Linked DNA regions of Homo sapiens: region 2 is linked to region 1. A link is a loop called in an ENCODE intact Hi-C map of the cell type or tissue named here. Cell type or tissue: HepG2. All regions are shown on one strand. Each heading gives the region's core, and the rest is flanking DNA. Links, peaks and the distances in the headings are about the cores only. Region 1 has its middle 660 kb from the start of NLGN4Y-AS1. Region 2 holds the start of NLGN4Y (neuroligin 4 Y-linked).

Region 1 (5,385 bases), core at 148-5,147:
GTTACTTGGAAAACTGAGGCAGAAGAATTGCTTGAACCCAGGAGGTGGAGGTTGCAGTGAGCCGAGATTGTGCCATTGCACTCCAGCCTGGGCAAGAGAGTGAGACTCTGTCTCAAGAAAAAAAAAAAAAAAATACAAGGACGGTCCCCAAATGACAGATATGAGAGCACATTTGGTTTTTTAATGTTTCTAGACTTTATGAAAGTGACAAATGGCTTGGAAGAAAATAGTTGAGCCCATTGTGAATGTATATAGAGCTCACCGCAGATTATTTTTTGCAGTTGTGGATGATGCAATAAGGAGACTATAAGCTGGATTCTGGGGCTCCAGGCCTGTTCCTTCTGCATGGCTAAGAGGAGAACCCTTCGGTGAGCACCTTGTTGCTCTCATCCCACTTGCCTGATGTGCATTGAGATGCTTGTTCCTTGATTCAGGGCCCTAATTATCAAGCCTAGGAATTTGCTCATGCAATTGCTGCATGCCCAGTCTTTGAGAATGAGTCTTTGCTTGTTAATCTCTGATTGCATGTGCCCTTCTTCAGTGGGACTACAGGATTTTCTACCAACAGTCTCTCTAATGAGCTCTTTCTAGGTAGAGGCCTAAGCACAAAGAATGCCCAGTGTTAGCTGGTGGATTCCTGTGCAATGCTTCTGATGGTTGACAGAGTTATTAGGAATGTCAAACATCAGGTAGGTTCAACCCTGAACAATTTCATTAATTATCTACGCAGATTCATATACCAAAGTCTGTGTTTTTCATGATCTTAAAGTACCATGGTTTTCATAGCTCTGTAAAGTAAGATCTTTTCACTTCTGCCCTCTCAAAATTGCCAAAAGGAAGCATCTATTTCTTTTTGCCAGGCAACATGCACTGGGACATTATACTAATCAGTAAAGGGTTATTGATTAGAGGGGCCTAGGATTTATACTTCTGCCTGCCTTACTGGTGAGAAATCTGTTGTCACAAGTGATTAAGCACTTTTTGGAGGTCACACAGCTAGTAGGTGCTAGAATCAGAATGCCATGTCTGTCTGACTCCAACGTCCCTGAACCGCATATTAAGATAAAGTATTCTGGGGAATATTTATGGTAACAGGATATTCATTTGACAGCATGGTCAAATGATATGCAAACAAAAATGGCATCCTGTAAGAATTTTTCATGTAGATAGCCAGGAACCCTATGGATCTCTGGCCTCAAGCAAGAAGAGAAGTGGGACTTATGAAGAGGTTTCTGTGGCACTGTATCCTTACCTCTTCCCTAGTGGGTTTAGGTTTTCTTTTTCCTTGTTCCGTAAATGAAATACACACAAGTGACATGGCATGCCTGTCTCTTGGCCTCAGTCCAGTATGGAGGATTCAGCGACACCCCTCAGAGAGGTTGCTATTTAATTGTGCATCTGTTGGAGGCATAAGGGGCTGGCACCTGACCCCTGCCTGATGTGCTAAAGGGACTTCTGAGCTCATGGGCTAGGGGGGATGTGTTCATTTAGCTTTCACTTCCAGAGTCCTTCAAACTAATATGCATGCCTAGATAACTTTAATGACTGGATGAGACCAGCAGGAGGAAAACTTCCTGCCATTTGGACTATTGGCCTACAAAATCTGCTGGGATGAGGAGGAGACCCTATCAGAGAGGCACCAGTGGAAAATCAGTTGGAGGGACAGAAGATACCACCAGTCTCTCAGGAGTTGCAGTTGGGGGCGATCCAGCTCGCTGGCTTCCAGGAACTTAAGAAAATGCCTTTTAGGATGGCCTAAAATGTTTTCATGTCAGTACCAATGACGTAAGAACTTTCTGTTCCTTTTTGCCTTCCTTTCCTGCTACTCTTCAGGTGGGGAGATGTGTAACCACAGCAGGGCGAATGAGGGAGGAGGACAGTTGAGAAAGCCAGTCACTTCCCTGTGTGTGCCCTCCATTTCAAGACCACAAAAAGCATGCCTTAGCTGGGGGTAGGGTAGGGAAGAAAAGTAGTCTTACCTTGGAATTAAAACGGCCAAGATTTAGTATTGCATTCGACATTTAATTTTGTCACCTAAGGGAGCTGACAAGCTCCATAAATTACCCCAGCTACCCAAGATTAATAACTTTATACTGAAAGGAAGTAAATACATACATATATATGTGTGTGTGTGTGTGTGTGTGTGTGTATACACACACTTTAAGTCAGGGTCTTGCTGTGTCACCCGGTTTAGAGTGCACTGGCACAATCATGGCTCCCTGAAGCATCAAACTCCTGGGCTCAAGTGATTTTCCCACTTCAGCCTCCCGAGTAGTTGGGACCATAGGCATGTGCCACCATTTTTAGCTAAATATTTTGAGAGATGGTTTCTCGCTATGTTGGCTAGGCTGGTCTTAAACCCCTGGCCTCGAGCAATCCTTCCACCTTGGCCTCCCAAAGAGCTGAGTTTACAAATGTGAACCACCATGCCCAGAAACAACAGAGACTTTATTTTGATTGGTATACTTGAGCTGGTTCAGGGACATCTGATGGATATAGAAAGAGACAAAAGATTTTTTGTATAGTACATTAATTAATTCTGTTAACACAAAGCACATAAAATCAGAATGTTCTTCATCATAGTTTTGCCCTTTCCATTGATTGATTGATTGACTGATTGCTACCCGAGCTTCAGTATTGAGACATGCTATCTCTCTGTTCAGTGATGCTGCCGGTACTGAGATACGCTGTCTCTCTATTCAGTGATGCTGCCATTGGTGTTTGTTGGACAATATTTCATTGAACCTAATTTGGAGGAAAAGATGTTTAGCTGTAGATACAATGAAGGGAATGTCAGCTCTTTCCAGCCTCATGTACTCCTGCTGCCGCGTCATGGGCAGCAGGGGTATTGCCTGTGTTGGCTGAGTTCATCGGTTTTCTCCTTACTGTTGCCTTTGATTTTGTCCTTTGGCATAGGTTCCTCTCTCCACTCCAAAAACATATTCCAGAACTGAATTCCTGCAAAATTCTTTTAATTCTAAATGACCTCAAGTGAAACATTCCCCTTTCCTTTCCTAACAAACTTCTCATGAAAGTGATACTAGCTTTCTCTAGTCCTTCTCATGAAATTGATAACTGTCATTCTCTAGTCCTTCTCATTAAAGTGGTAACTAGCTTTCTCTATTTCTTCTCCTCTGGTTACTTTCATATTCATTGGATCTCATGCATGGTACAGGTATTCAGACCCAGGTCTTTGATTTCAAAACTAACTGGCAATGGAACAGCAGGAAATGTCAAATATGTCCCCACTTGTTAAAAAGTCATTTCTTGACAACTATTAGGCATCTGAGATTAGTTATCAATCTACTGTCAATGATTGAGTGCATCTAACAGGTTCAAAATACTGACTTTAAGAACTCATAGAAACAATAGTACAATGGCGGTTACCAGGGGCAGAGAGTGCAGGTGGAAGGATGGGGAGATGTTGGTTAAGGGGTACAAGGTTTAAATTAGACAGCAGAAATACGTTCAGGAGATCCATTTTACAACATGGTGACTGAAGTTAATAGTAATTCATTGTATACTTGAAATGTGGTAAGGGAACAGAGCTTTAATGTTCTTAATCACAAAAACTGAGAAGTATATAAGGTGCTGGATATGTTAATTGATTTGATGTAATCATTCTACATTGTATGCACATAAAGCACAGTCTTGGGATTATAATTACTAGAGAGTGTTCCTCATACTCTACAGCAGTGGTCCCCAGTCTTTGGGACCAGTTTTGTCAAAGACAAGTTCTCCCTGGACCTGGGGTGAGGGTTTATGGTTTTGGAATGATTTAAATGCATTACATTTATTGTGCACTTTATTTCTATTATTATATTACAATACATAATAAAATGTTATACAACTCACCAAAATGTAGCTGAGGTTCTTTTCCTACAACCACAGATGGTGCCATCTGGGGGTGATGGGAGACCACGATAGATCATCAGGCATTAGCTTCTCATAAAGAGCACACAGCCTAGATCCCTCACATGTGCAGTTCATAATACGAGTCATGCTCCTGTGAGAATCTCATGCTGCCACTGACCTGACAGGAGGTGGAGCTCAAGTGATAATGAGAGTGATGGGTAGTGGCTGTAAATATAGATGATGCTTCACTCCTTCACCCACTGCTCACCTCCTGCTGTGCAGCTAGGTTCTTAACAGGCCACGGACCAGTACCATTCCACGGCCCTGGGGCCAGGGATCCCTGCTCCACAGAGTCAGCATTCGGGGGGATACAGCCTTCACTCTCGCATTCTCCAAAGCTCGCAGGCAAAAATTGGACATTGACTGTCCCAAGGTTACTTCTGCCTGTAAAACTAGGTGTCAATTTAATGAATGTTACTACCATTGTCGGGGGAGTGGTAGTCAAACATTAGGTAATTTATAAAAATCGTCACCTGAGAGAGCTGACAAGCTCCATAAATTCTCCCAGCTACCCAAGATTAATAACGTTATACTGAAAGGAAGTAATTATGAATTTGCCTCCAAATCACTTTTTTAAAATCCACACTCCAAAAATTGACTAACTGTCCTCATAAGTCAGACACCACTTATCAGCTTGGTCGCAGCATGGAAAACTCAGAGCTGCCTCTCCTTGATGGCATGCTTCTAAATGCGATAATTAATCGTGCTGTCTTAAGGAAGGCAATTTTTTTTTTTTTTTTGAAACGGAGTCTCGCTCTGTTGCCCAGCCTGGAGTACAGTGGCGTGATCTGGGCTCACTGCAAGCTCCGCCTCCTGGGTTCACGCCATTCTCCTGCCTCAGCCTCCCGAGTAGCTGGGACTACAGGCACCTGCCACCTCGCCCGGCTAATCTTTTTTTTTTTTTGTATTTTTAGTAGAGACGGGGTTTCACCATGTTAGTCAGGATGGTCTTGATCCCCTGACCTCGTGATCCGCCCACCTTGGCCTCCCAAAGTGCTGGGATTACAGGTATAAGCCACGGCGCCGGCAGGAAGGCAATGTTTAATGCCCATTAAGCAAACGCTTGTTATTTTGGTAGGCAGGGCCTCTTTGTCTGCTCACCAAAAAAGATGGATGCTATTCAATAGTAAAGTAACAAATTAATGCTTAATCACTTATGATTTTTAAAGTTCTGCACACATTTATGGATTCAATAAAGTATCATTTTTCAATGGAATTGTTAGAACCCCAAATCTCAGTGTCACACAACATACCCTTGTAAAAAACCTGCACATGTACCCACTTAATCTAAAATTTAAAAAGAAAAAAAAATTATTGCTTTGTAGCCTAAAATGTTAAAAATACAAATACCAGTCTGCCAACTATCAGATCCTGGAGACATCAAATCAAAACTTGTTTGTTAAAGGTGTCATTATGAACACCTGGGTTAATAAAGGAAGTACAGGACAAGACACATAAAGGGTGAAGAAT
Region 2 (5,385 bases), core at 129-5,128, 940 kb before region 1:
CCAAACCCGGCAATGTTGGTGGCTCTTGCATTCCTCTGGATGAGCGAATCTAGTTGGGGGGTTCCCGAAGGGGAAGGCGCCTGGGCTTTCAATACATCCTCCTGAATCATACTGCGTTTCAGGTTCCTTAGAAAAATTTGGATGTGTAAAAAGAACTCTTAACGGCGATGCAGGTCTTCCACAGCTAAGGTAGGTGCAGTTTTAAGACGTGTCTTTCGCATATTATTATCCTTATTTTAAAAAGCCGTTTAAACAATTTGACTTGCAGTGGCTCTCCAGCAAAGGAGGGAAAGCCTCACTGGCGATATTTGAGCTTCATTTCATCTAATATTTATTTATTTTTTCCTTTTATTATTATTATTATTGGACAATTTGGGCTGGACTCTCTCCCATCTGTCTCGCTCCATTTCTTTGGTGTGGATGGGAATGTGGACATCGATGTATGGCTTTTACATGCAATCTCTCCACAGGAACATTTGGTTTTATTTTCACTTAAAAATAAAAATGCAGACCACCAATGTTGTTTGGAAGCATTTTGCTGCAATCAGCTGTTTGAACAGCTCTGGGGCCATGTGCGGTGTGTTTAAAAAGTAGCGCTGCCTTCCATACAAATTAAAGGAAGACTGTGGCGGGGAAAGGAGGGGAAAAATATATATATATATACACACAGACATATATATGCGTATGTGTGAGTTTGTGAGTGTACACATACACACACACATATATATATGTACACACACACACATACATGCAGTACAGGGGAAAAGGAGGGAAAAGGCCAGGGCTGGAGATGGCGAAAGCAGGAGGACTTCTGCAAACTGTGAGCATGGAAGGCTTTTCTTCTCTTTTCTCCCCACTCCAAAGCCCTCGTCTTCTTTAAGAAAACCACCACTGCCTGGGGTGCTTCTTTTGGGAGGCTGGGGTTGGGGGTTGGTGCCATTAACCAGAGAGAAAAGGGGAAATAAAGCTTGGTTGGGGTTGCATTATGAGATTTTTTTTTCCCTTCCTTCATCTCCTGGCCTCGGATAAGATAAGGCTTGGGGGATGCACGAAATAATCCAAGTGATTGATTAGACCTGGCATGGCTTGGTTGGGCTGGAGAAAGATCGGGGCGCGCTGGAAACCCCGCGTGAAGATGAAATGACTGTAGCTCCGTGCTGCTCCTCCAAACTCGGGAGCGGTATCCATGCACCCCTTTCCCGTGTGTGTGGGTTACGACGTGGGTGGGAGTGGTGAGGCAAGCCGCAAAAGTGGGGTAGAGCTGGTGGTTTTGCTTCTTCGGAAGCCTTTGAGTGTGGCCTGGACCTTAGATGGGGGTGCAGGGCGGTTTGCCGCTGCCACCCTCGGCACCATCTCTGAACTGCCCGCTTTTCCGGAGGAGCGGAAAAGTTGGAAGCCGAAAAGACAGGCGCCCGGAGCCCTGGTCTAGGTATCAGGTGATCCGGAGCCCTAGTCGGTGCCCACTAAGAACACCCCTTCTCCCATCGGGGGTTCGGAGGAGTGTTAAGCCTGCGGGTCTGCCAGTCCCTAAGGTAGGGATGGGGGAGGGGTCTGAGGAATCCGTTCCAATAGGCACACCATCCCCACAGCCCTAGAAAAGGCAACCACCACCCGCTCCTTCCTCCCGCACCATCCCATCTCAAGGCTCTCTGCTGACCCGGGCCGATTTCATCTGGTCTCTTCTCCCCCGCTTCCCACCTCCCAATTCCCGCGCAGCTCGGCTCCGTTCCCTCCCACTCCCCTAGGCGGAACTGAAAGCGAAGATCAGCCAAGAGCACAGTCGGAGGCGGCAGAGACGGTGGCGGGTGAGCTAGGGGCTGTGAGACGAAGCAGGGAGAGAGTGAACTTCAGCCCCGTCCCCTCCCCACTGCCACGGCTGGGGCAACCCAACCCGCGCCTGAAGCGGCTTGGCTTGACCTGCGGAAGCGCGGGCCGGGATGGCGTGGGGAGAGGGAGGTAGGTGCCACTGGGCTGCAGATGACGAGTGGGTTGGGGGCTTGCTGTGGGACAAGAGGTTCAGGTTCCGGCCTGCGCCTTCCACTCCGCGGTGGCGCTCTCTGCCTGCGGTTTTCCAGGAGGCCGATCTACCCCAGGGACACTCTCATCCTTCAGGCGGTCTCCTGGACGCCCTTTCCTCCCCTTGCCTCCCAGCCTGACCTGGCTCTTTCGCCCCTCGGAGAACCGGTAGGTTGGGGTCCCTCGGCGGGGGTCTAGTGAGCCGAGTCGCGAGCTTTGCGCCCCCGGTATCTAGGCCCCGTGCCGCGCGCAAATCCGGGCCCAGGCGTACAGTTCTGGAGCCTAGTCGCCGCCAGACACAGGGCCCTTTGTACCCGGAGGAGCGGGAGCGGGAGCGGGGGCGTCAGGGCAACCCTTGCACCCCAGAGGCCTGCCTAGGACCACCCTGGGAACAAATGTCTCGCTCGGAAAACGAGGTGAACCCGGAGGATGTCCTACGCATCATACCCCTCCCCTTCTTGAGAAGGCTTTTTCTTTTTTTCTTTTTTTTTCCCGGTTTCCTTTTCTCTGGCTTCTTCCACACCTTACCGCAGGTGTGGGCCTCTTTTCATGTATGTGCGGCTGCTATCTCGGGGATGCAGGGGAAGGCGGTGTAGGAGGCAGCGTGGAAGGGTACTAGGAGGTGGCGGCGGGATTTTGGGCCTGGTGATGTGCCCGAGCTTGCAGCTAGCTGGGGCACTGGGCCCCCAAGTCACGAATTCAGCCCAGGGCTTGGGCGAGACTGCCCGGAGCAAGGACGGAGGATCCAGATTTACCATTTGGACCCAAATTAAGAAATTTGGGGTGGGGGTTGGGTAGGGGTTTTGAAACTAAGCAGGTGACGTCCTTGCGAGCTGAATCCACAAGGTGGTAGTATGGCTTATATTATTTTTATTTTATTATTTTATTTTATTTTTCTATTGTTCATTTTTTTTGTGTGTGGGGAGTGGGGGATGTTTTTTTCTCTGTGTACTCCAATCTTATGCTTTTTGAAGGCATCCATTGCCCGTAGGGTTTACATAAGACCGCGTTGCATTATATTTTCTTAAAAGTGGGGTGGTGTGCATAAGCTTCCATTTCAGAATCAGTCGCTCCTGTGATGTGAGGGAGGCAAAAGCAAAGAAAAGGAAAAATAAACAAAATAAGAAGTTTAGGGAGACTTCATTATCCCCACGAAGCCGGAATTGCCAGTTTGTGTGGTCGTTCTGCGGGCAACATAGAAGTGCGTGTTTCAGAAATCCTTGGATAGCTTCTTTCTTCTCCAACTAGAAATTAAATGGCCAGGGTGCAAACACCTGACTTTGATGAAAACAAAGTGGCAGAAACTACAAGAGACCTGATTGCTTTCAATGAACGCACTGAGCCTTTTCCTAGAGGATGGCAGAGCTGGGAGAAATCAGATCTCAAAGAAATCTACAGTTTTGTGAGGGCAGATTTGGAGAGTGGAGAATTATTTCATACCTTTAGTTGGCCCTGGTGAAGATGTTAGCAGTAATCCATCAAATCCTTAGCATAGATTTTCCTGTGGAAATGAGCAAAATGTTAAGGGGTTGGGGGATGGCTATATAGGAATTTCATGGAGACCTCTGCAAGGATGTATTTTCTCAGATTAGAAATCCGGTATTTTATTACACAATGCAATGAATGCATTCTACACACACATGCATTCCATATTTCTGTATGTGTGTCTGTGTGTGTGTGTGTGTGTGTGTGTATGTAGTCTTTTTAAAGAGTATCTTTGACATGTAAAAACATAATCAGGGCCATTGTAGGAAGTGGAAAATTACTTCATCAGTTTTAAATCAGTGGATTAAAATCGGAGGCTTGATTTTGTGTGTGTGTGTGTGTGTAACACTAGAATGATAATTGCATATTCATAATAATGTTTGTGCTTGGATACCATTTTAAAGTTGCTTTGATGTTTTCTGCTCTGGTGAAAGAATTTTTCTTTTCTTTGTGTTTTATTTAAATAAACTAATGCTTCATATACAGTAGGCCCTAAAACCAGTAACCTAGCTGATTTTTACCCAAACCTAAGAATATAACAGATACTTGGTAAGGGACTAGTGGCTGCATAAGGTAGATAATTATGTTATCTTGATGCTGTAAAATTTACAAGCAGACTTGAAGGAATTTGAAAGTTCACAGTTTTGGGCCTGGAATGTAGACTAATGGTAAGCATACAGATTTGTTTTTAATTTGTGAATTTGGCTTTTTCATTTTTGTGTGTGTAGTAATTTGTGGAAAGCTTATAGTCTCTCCACAAAGACAGGAGCTTTTGACTGACTCGCCATCAGAGAATTGCTTTCACAAGTGCAGGGGTCTCTTTAAAATCTCTTTGGAATACTGTGCTTTTATTTCTACACCACAAAAAAGGATCTCACAAAAGTAAACATTCAAGTGCATGACCGAATGACCTTTTTTAAACATTCTTTCATTTTAATTGGTACTCCACACTTCAAACCTTTCCTAAAACTTTGAATATTGTCAATAATGCAAGTTGCTGAGCGAATATTGTGAATATTGCATTCAAATGAAGTAGCAATATAAAAATATTTTAAGTCATTTAATGTCCTCCTTCTGAAGACAGGCGTATGTGGTTAAAATATACTTAAATTCCAAATATGGTGAGAGCCGGTCTTAGGATGTGAATGTCAAGTTTAAGCAACACAATTTTAGTTTGTAAACCAGAATGTATTCTTTCTATACTACTTTCTGATTTTTAACAATATGTATTCTATTCCTAAATGGGAAAAATATGTTCAGTTGAGTTCAAATCCATTGCTGTTTTTTGTTTTTGTCTGAGTACTACACTTTTTCAGAGGAGAGTCTTCATCTCCTACTTAATTATGTGAATGGATTTTCAGACAGACTGTGCCTTCTGTATAGCCACCTTTTATTTCTTAAACCCCTGAGCTACAAGTTTTAAATCAAAGATACAGCTTTTGCCCAGTCATTTAGAGAAAGTGAGAATGGAAATTGAAGCCCAGGCCATTGAGGCAATTAGGTCATCTGCTGTGCCCTCTGCTACCATTCAGTCAATGAATATTTTACAGTTTCATCATTTTAATCTAAACAACCTACATTTGGACTTTGAAAGGCTCCACTGTTTTTTGTTAAGTGAATGGCAGTGTAGGAAACCCTTCCTCATTTTTCTTGGGGCAGAGTGGCACACATGAATGAGAAAAAAAGAAGGCGATACCTCCTAGCAGTTTGTCATTGTGACATTCATAGGCTTTGAATAAATGTGTAGATGAAAAGGCCTTCTCTCTGCAGGTGATTACATGAAATAAAAAATAAGTAAATAAAAGGCTCATAAAAACACTACAGGAGTGGAAGGTTGATGGTGGAAAACAGCCTATCTACCTTGGGTTGAGATTTCAAACTTTA

What was found. Peaks named below come from ENCODE experiments on the same cell type or tissue, not always from the same donor. Only the 100,000 strongest peaks of a DNase experiment are listed, where the experiment ranks them.
Region 2: it touches region 1 in a loop (26-fold over the local background); 1 of 110 quality-filtered maps calls a loop at or near these places.

The regions. Positions count from the first base shown.
Region 1 is chrY:15,464,247-15,469,631 of GRCh38, forward strand. No RefSeq gene overlaps it. Among named protein-coding and RNA genes, the nearest start is that of NLGN4Y-AS1, 660 kb to the left of the region's middle. In HepG2, for the core only: a CTCF peak has its summit at 2,833; no DNase peak of the experiment used is centred there.
Region 2 is chrY:14,522,753-14,528,137 of GRCh38, forward strand. It overlaps NLGN4Y (neuroligin 4 Y-linked), which reads left to right and starts at 1,777. Exons shown (of 7, transcript NM_001365588.1): 1 at 1,777-1,956. In HepG2, for the core only: no CTCF peak of the experiment used is centred there; no DNase peak of the experiment used is centred there; H3K4me3 peaks cover 2,672 bases.